Regions from separate parts of the Homo sapiens genome. Here all the other regions are linked to region 3. The links are chromatin contacts, found by Hi-C or POLR2A ChIA-PET in ENCODE. All regions are on one chromosome and are shown on one strand. The core of a region is the stretch at or near the end of the contact, and the rest is flanking DNA. Distances in the headings are between cores, read along the strand shown.

Region 1 (2,700 bases), core at 94-2,593, 75 kb after region 3:
TTTAAGATGATTTTTCTCGTAGGTAAGTTCATGGATTCTTCAGAGACACCACTACCCCTACCCCAGACCATCACTGGGATTTTTTTACCTGTTTTTTTCCTTAATAAGGACAGTGTCACCTCCTCCCAGCCTCCTACGGTTCCCCTGGCTTCCAGCAGGCCACTCCACGCAGACTCTCTCTTCCCACCAGCCCTCTTCCCAGGTAACCTTTAATTTGGTTCCCTCTCCCATGTGTCCTGAATAAGCAGAAGACAGAGCTGATTCATTCCCTTAGAGAGTGAACCAGTGTTAGTCTCTCCCCTTTGGGTTTCTGCAGTTGAGGTTCTGAAGGAAGGACACATATTTCTAGGCACTGTCTCTTGGGTGGTTCTCAGACAGGGTTTGCACCTCCTTTGCAGGTCCTGCTTAGGTAGCATGGCTAGCCCTCCACTCTGGAATGCCAGAGTAGGTGGCTCCTAGCTGCCTTATTTTTACATACTTTGGTACAGCCTCCAGACACAAGAAGGTAATCTGTTTTACAGGTGTCAAAAGTTAAGTCTCAGAAAAATTAACTAAATTTTTTAAGATCACACCACCAGTCTATGGCAGAACTGTCCCTCTCCAGCTCAAGCTCTTGGCATCCTATTACAGCTATCTAAATAAAAAAGGCTTTTAAAGAGAATTGGCGGTAAAACAGACCCCCATTCCCTCCCAAGGCATTCCCTTAGTTCATTGCTCCAAAGTATGGCGGTCATGGTGTGTTCTCTTCCTCACCACATAGTCAACCCCGACTTGGGGACGGGCTAGGTGGAGCCCTGGGCCAGCCGATCTCCAGCACAGACCAGACCCCTAAGGCCTAAACTGTCCCTGCTTATCTCAGAATGGGGGATTACATATTCTACACGCCTGGTTCTCCTGACAGATGTGAGGAAAGCACACCGTAAGCACTGAACATCAGTACGTGTCTATAAAAGTCATTATAAACATCACGAGGCATGAGAGAAAAAGCATCTCTATTTACAGTGTAGGAAAGAGGAAAGAACAAAAACAACAACAACAAACCCTTCCAAGAATTTGCTTAATCACACTTCTGTATGGGAGGAAAACATTACCTGTAAATCTTTCCTGTGTGGTTGATAGGAGCTGATGGATCTTCCCTTGCAGATGGATGTTTATAACTCCCTCTTGGCTGCAAGACAGAGCAGGGCCTTGCATTCCTGTGCCTGCCCGCTGGGAAGCACATCAAAGCAGCTTTGTTTAAACTGGGACACACCCGCCCGACAGACCCTACGCCTTGCCCTTTTGGATCTTCTTACTTTTTTGGTGGAATCTGCAGTAAGCTCTGTGGCTGACCCCAGAGGTCACCCCACAAGCACTTTCCTGTTTGAAACTTGTTCCACCGGCCGCATTTCCACCGGCTCTGAGTCATTATCCTCCAGCCCTGACATCTACACTCCCATTAGATGAAAGGGCCTTACTATCTTCTACCATCCTGAACACAAAGGCAGCAGGGCTTTTTGTTGTTGTTTAGATTTGCTTCCCGTTTTTAAAAATAAAAACCTATGTTGCACATTTTTCTTACTATAAAAGCAATACATGTTTGTCATAAAAATATTCAAACAGCACAGAGAGGCAGAATGGAAAAATAAAAAGTGCCCTTTATTACAACAAACAAAGAGTAAGCACGTGCCAGCATGTTGGAATACATCTTTCTAGACTTTTTTCTCTGCAGAGATCTATCTGTTTAGGGTTGCAAAAGGAGATCACACTGAACATCCTAGTAATAAACTTGCTTTTTTCATTTGCCACTACGTTGAGAACGATTTTCCATGTCATTAAATATCTGCAAGATTTTTTTTTTCTATTTTGTAATATGAACAAAATTTGGTAGTTTTGCCTGAATAAAAGCAATTTTCCCTTAAAATATTATACCCTTTGCTCCAGCCATTGTTCTTCTGGAGGCCTTGCAGGAATCCCATGGGTCAATCAGAAGAGTGCACACTTGATTCTTTCCATTTGAAAACCAGGGACATGGCTAACATTTTCTCTAAACAGCTCCTTCCTAAGAGTTATGACTGTAACTGGTTTGGAGAGCTTCTTAACACTCCAACACAAATATGTTCCCATCTCTTTAATGTCTTCACGTCAAATTAGAAGAGGCCCAAGCCCTCGTCGCCAGGCCCCCTGCCTACCCCTACTACCATACAGGAAATGAAGCATGTTATCATCCCTCTTGGGAAACTGCCTCTCTGTGAACTCTACAAAACATGAGCCTTGAGGTCACAAACCTTAGAAGAAAAGGGTCAGCCCACCTCCCCCACTGACACCGAGAGCACTGGAGTCTTCCCTGCCAACTCCTGCCTCTGCTGTCTCTGCTTCTCACAGTGGGCTTTTGGTGTTTCAGGACCAACAGACTGTAAAGACCAAAGGAAAACTTCTCCTTCTCCCTTTGAAGATTTGCTGAAAAGAGGAAGATTAATAGGAGAAAAGGCATACAAATGTATTTGATGATAGTTTCACGTGACACAGGAGCCTTCAGAATGAAGACCCAAAGATACAGAAGAAATGGTCCATTTTTACACTGAGGTTTAACGAAATATGGACAGCCGTGTCGAAATATGACTGGACAAAAAGGGTGTGATCTAATGCTAAGAACCCGAGAAGGAAACCTAGCAAGGCCTGTCTGTCTAGATTCTTCTTGGCCTCTCTGAGCATGTGGGT
Region 2 (2,700 bases), core at 29-2,528, 110 kb before region 3:
TCCCAAGAAGACGCCATAATTATTTGCTCAAAACTAAAGCTAAAAGCCAAAACTAGTTTTCTATCCAGCCTGGTGGTTTAGCTACCTCCTGGCATACTGCCTTTTCATTCAGACTGACAATAATTATTCATCACTCAGCAAATATTGACCTTCACATAATAAAATCATTGTTATCATTTGACCCTACTAACTTCTAGTCCTTGTTCTTACAGATATTCTATTTTAATGTATTTGTAGTATTAGCATAGATAGTTTTAATCTACATTCTCATTCAACATTATACTACACTATCAATTAGAATTAGGAGTGATTCATACAAGGTAGAATTTTTTTCTTTTAAATGAGAGAAGTCTGGAGGTATGCAATTTAGAATGTTACGGTGGTTCACAGTCATCAAAGACTGAGGCTCTTCTTTTTCTCCTTCACCATCCTAGAGCTTAGCTTCCAGCCCAAAGATGCCTTATGACTCAAAGATGGCCACTGAAGTTGCGGTTTTCACATGTGTGAAGTTGGAAGCAAGAAGGAAGGAGGAAAGGGCAAAAGGAGTATATGTCTCAGCTGAGTCAGTTCCTTTTAATCAGATTTCTCAGAAATCTGATTCAGCATTTCATCCCACTGGCCAAAACTTAGTCACACTGACACACTTAGCAATTAAGAAATCTTAAAAATGTATTATTTTAGTTGAGGTTATTTGTTGCCTCAATAAAATTAGGATTGTGTTTTCATAGAATAAAGGAAAAATCAGTCAATCATTTTCACAAGAATGCTTCACAAGAAACCATGCCAAAACTCAGTGAATTACAACAGCAAGCATTTCTTTCTCATTTGTGTGTTTTAGATCAATCAGGGATCACAGATTGAGGATGGTGTCAGCTAGGCTGACTTTTTTTTTTTTTTGATAAGGGGTACAAGTGCAATTTTGTTACATGGATACATTGTGTAGTGGTGAAGTTTGTTTTCAGTGTATCTATCACCTGAATAATATACGTTGTACCCATTAAGTAATTTCTCATCATCCACCCCTCTCCGACCCCTTCACCCTTCTGAGTCTCCAGTGTCTACCACTCTACACTCTATGTCCATGGGTACACATTATTTAGCTCCCACTTACAAGTGAGAACATGCAGTCTTTGTCTTTCTGTTTCTGAGTTGTTTCACTTAAGATAATGGCCTCCAGTTCTACTCATGGCTGCAAAATACACGATTTCATTCTTTTTTATGTAGACTTGACTGCAGGCTAGGACTTCAATTCACTCTACTTCACCTGACTCATTCTTCTGGCACAAGAGGGCTCCCTGGGGCAAGTTCTTCCAGGATAATAGCAGATGTGCAGCGCAATAGAGCAAGCCCAGTCATGCTAGAATATTTCAAGCCTTGACACAATCTATGTCCAGTAAGATCTTATGTCCAAAGCAAACTATATGGACAATCCCAAGTTAGAAAGGCAAGGAAATGCATCTTGACCATGAGGAGACCACAGCAAAGGAGGTGAGGTATGCTTGCTGTGTACACCTCCTATAGGAGAGTGTTGGGATCAATAATTCTATCTGCCACAGTAAGCAGGCCATAATTTTCTATTATAACATTCTCTTTCTTCCCTCGCCTCTAACTACCTCCTGCCTATCTTGTTCTTCCCTGTATACAGTTCCAAGATGGATAGTTACTAAGCTGTAAAAACTCATAGGCCCACCCAAGACTGTCCCCATAACAAGCTTGATAATATTCTTGGAGAATCTGATATATGATCCCAAGAGTTAGGAGTGTGGAGGGAAGGGGAGAATAGTGCCTGATTCTGCCTGGAGAGGTCAAAAAGTAGGAACCTGCTGTGGGCTCTCACATTCACAAAGTGAAAAGAGAGGCTAGGGTGGAAGTGGGTCTGTACACTGCAGTCTAGTGAGGAAGCCTGCATATGTTCCATGGTACTATTAGATGCCTTGGAATAAAGCCAGCCTCCAGCTTTCTTGAAACCCCAGTGAGGGTTTCACTAAGAAAGAGAAACTGCAGAAGTATACCAAAAGCGAAAACAAGATAAGGGAAACTCACAAAAGATCAACAGAGTATGCATCACCTATGTCAGTGACTAGGGTGGTACAGTGAAGAGAATTACTATATTGCCTAACTCAAGGGATGCCAATCATATCACTGTCCTATGGAGTTAGCAATACACAATCTACGTGGCCTTAATCATAAGTCCTCACAGTGCATAGTGTATACATTTCTCTGAAATTCATCCTCTATTAATACAACAAAGACATACTTCCATATCAATAGGTTTGAACCTGTTTCTTAGGAGGTTATATAGTGCCCTATGGTATAGATTTACCAAAATATATATAATTCCTCCCTTAATAAAGAGCATTTATGTTGTTTCCTAACTTTATTGCTACAAACAATACTTCAAAAGATTCTTGTACATATATCTATTATTATGTCATACACAAAAATAAATTCTGATGAATAAAAACTTACAAATAAATGTAAAAGAAAAATAGAAAATATTAGAAAAATATAAGATCATGCTTTTATACTTTGGGATTTGGGTATCCTTAGTAAATGTAACACAAAATAATCCCCCGTATAGAACTTCTATATGGATAAACCTAATGCAGAGTTTAAAGACAAATATACTTGAAGCTAATCTTTGCAATGCATATTATAGACTAATGGCCAAAAGTACATTTTATTTAAATCGCTTCTACG
Region 3 (2,700 bases), core at 134-2,633:
GACCTGGGTGTGGTGGCATGTGCCTGTAATCCCAACTACTTGGGAAGCTGAGGCACGAGAATCGCTTGAACCCAAGAGGCGGAGGTTGGAGTGAGCTAAGATCTTGCCACTGCAATCCAGCCTGGTGACAGAGCAAGACTTTGTCAAAAAAAAAAAAAAAAAGTTATGCCAGTCAGATTCTCTTCCTCAGATATTTGAAACAGGAAATGAGTAAGAGAAGACGATGACAGTGTACATCAAAGAAGGCCATGAAATACCTTTAGAAGCCATGAGGAATCACGAGCAAGCCAGAATTAGGAGAAAGCAAAGTCAATAGCAAGAGCAGAAGGAAGGTAACATAAGAAACTCGATAGCACTGTACTAACCTCAACCTGTTCCTGCCTCAGGTATGAGCACATCCAAGCCATTCCCTTTGCCTACCTTTTACATTATCTCTTTTTCCTCTTCCCATCTCCTCCCTTCTTTGCTTAAAGACAACAAGGCAGAAGAATTAGAGTGTTGCCATCAGAAGTCATGGAAATGCACCATTGCAATTCCCTTGTTTTTCCCTATTTAAGCTGAGCTTTATGAAGGATACATTAACCACATTATCAGATGGAGACATAATGACAAGCCTGCTCTTCATCTTTTCAAAATGCCCAGATGGAAATAATGTCTGAGAATGTAAAGTTTTCCCATCACAGCACTCTTCTCTCTTGTTGAATCTAATTGTAGCACTAGAAAAAGAGAGACTGACTCTTGCAAACCTCCCAGTGAAATGCCAACTGTAACACATCATTAGCTAAATAAGAAACAACAAGGTCAGCATGGTGTGCGAGAAATGGCAATGTTGTACTTGCTGTTGATTCAGAACTGGCGGGTTTGTGAGGAAGGGAAAAATAAATGTGTATAGAGGTAATGTTGGCCAGGTGCAGTGACTCACGCCTGTAAACCCAGCACTTTGGGAGGCCGAGGCAGGTGGATCACCTGAGGTCAGGAGTTCAAGACCAGCCTGGCCAACATGGCAAAACCCCATCTCTACCAAAAATACAAAAATAATAGACAGGCGTGGTGGCACACCTGTAATCCCAACTACTCAGGAGGCTGAGGCAGGAGAATAGCTTGAACCTGAGAGGCTGAGGTTGCAGTGAGCCGAGATCATGCCACTGCACTCCAGCATGGGTGACAAGAGCGAAACTCCATCTCAAAAAAAAAAAAAAAAAAAAAAAAGCAATGTCACTACAGGCCGCCACAATATATAGGTGTGCATGGGAAAATATAGTTGAGTGTATTTTCAGGATGTGGCAAGCGGATGTGGCTCAACCAGAGGAATTTATAGCAGCAAGTAACAGCCATACCACCATAAAACTGCACAGAAGCTACTTTTAGACTTTGAGGATCAAACAGCTAGATTCAAAACACAGATAATAGAATAACAACTGCTGCTTAACAGGGAGTAGGAGATAAAAATAATTTGCTACACTTTGCTAGATTCCACCCCATTCCTCTAACATAGCAATCCTGGGCAGTTAATTAGAGTATGTGTGGTCGCTGCAGATGAAGGGAAACTCTATCAGCGATGGAAGAAACAGTAGACAGGAAATCCTGAGCCAGCCATTAAAATAGGAGTAAGATTTCAGAAGCCAGAGATGAGATACAATAGGAGGTGAACTGAGTTAGAGGAAACAACTCCTAGTGAAAGAAGGTCTCTTTGCCCTAAATCAGTAAAAGGGATCTACATTAAAAATTCGTATTTAATCGTTAACGTTTATTTTAAAATAAACTAATGGTTGTTGTTTCTTATTTAATTAAGAAATTAAAAGAATTTCTTGAAATTAACCTATTTTCTAAGTTCGATGTCAGCCATAATTATTATAGACCAAGAGGCACACACAAACCCACTCCCTCCCCTAACCCATCTCTTAAACAAAAGATCACCCTCCAGTGACCCTTAAAAAGAGTTTGAGAACTATAAAGTCACAAGAATAAAACCTTAACACTGACAGGATATAAGCTGGCTACAGATGACATTTCCAACCCCCTCTCCTTGTCAGTACAAAAGATGCATTGGATGTGGGGGACAGATTTGTTGAGATACTCATGGACTTGCATGTGTGGCACTTTATGAAAAAATAAAAAGGAATCAGACTTCCCATTTAAATTCTCTCACCTCTACCCCTTCCTTACATTTTTTCCTTGCCCCCCAACTCTCACAGGAACAGAGTAACATGGGATAAAGAGGATGAGAGTACAGAAAGCAAATGATAAAAATATGTGCTCTTGAGTCATTGGAAGATTCTGATCCAAAGTAATGGGTGATTATTACTCCTTGAAGCCACAGTCAAAAGCAAATTTAAAATATTCCCTCCTTTTCTCCTGAAGTCTTTTTCTCCAATCTGGCAACTGGCAATGCACTAAAGGAATGTTTTCATCAATGTGTCCAAATATGTTATTCAAAGTAAGATTTTATATGAGATAGCCTCAGGGAACTTTCTGGAAGAAAAAGGCAGCCCCAAAATTGGATGCACAAATTGCTTTAAGGTTTTAAGATTTGGCGAAATATATTGTGCCTTCATTGTACCCCAAGCCAGAAATGGAAAAAAGAAAAAAGAATCAATACAAAGAATGACTTTCCAGGCAGTGCAAAGGGATTCAGTGTTTCCACAGGTTTGCAAGAATGCAACAAGCAAGAAAGGCAGTGTCCCCAAAACAAAGTGACCA

The links. A loop is a pair of places that touch in the nucleus more often than their neighbours do. ChIA-PET counts read pairs that join two places held with the same protein, here RNA polymerase II (POLR2A). Pooled maps may share reads with other maps.
Region 1: a loop to region 3 is called in a map of naive thymus-derived CD4-positive, alpha-beta T cell, with 4 times the contacts of the local background. The contact joins two enhancer-like sites. A Hi-C loop is called at or near these places in 3 of 168 maps with a recorded cell type or tissue (HepG2, mucosa of descending colon and naive thymus-derived CD4-positive, alpha-beta T cell) and 5 of 50 pooled maps. POLR2A ChIA-PET finds 5 or more read pairs at or near these places in 5 of 52 experiments (T-cell, activated CD4-positive, alpha-beta memory T cell, activated T-cell and 2 more).
Region 2: a loop to region 3 is called in a pooled map, with 3 times the contacts of the local background. The contact joins two enhancer-like sites. A Hi-C loop is called at or near these places in 6 of 50 pooled maps. POLR2A ChIA-PET finds 5 or more read pairs at or near these places in 2 of 52 experiments (activated T-cell and activated naive CD4-positive, alpha-beta T cell).

The regions. Positions count from the first base shown.
Region 1 is chr3:31,287,576-31,290,275 of GRCh38, forward strand. No RefSeq gene overlaps it. Among named protein-coding and RNA genes, the nearest start is that of MIR466, 130 kb to the left of the region's middle. Within about 2 kb of position 1,344, at least 5 of the 41 ENCODE cell types and tissues checked have a DNase peak (open chromatin) inside an H3K27ac peak, as active enhancers do.
Region 2 is chr3:31,105,098-31,107,797 of GRCh38, forward strand. No RefSeq gene overlaps it. Among named protein-coding and RNA genes, the nearest start is that of MIR466, 55 kb to the right of the region's middle. Within about 2 kb of position 1,279, at least 4 of the 41 ENCODE cell types and tissues checked have a DNase peak (open chromatin) inside an H3K27ac peak, as active enhancers do.
Region 3 is chr3:31,212,753-31,215,452 of GRCh38, forward strand. No RefSeq gene overlaps it. Among named protein-coding and RNA genes, the nearest start is that of MIR466, 52 kb to the left of the region's middle. RefSeq lists an enhancer at 1-595. Within about 2 kb of position 1,384, at least 2 of the 41 ENCODE cell types and tissues checked have a DNase peak (open chromatin) inside an H3K27ac peak, as active enhancers do.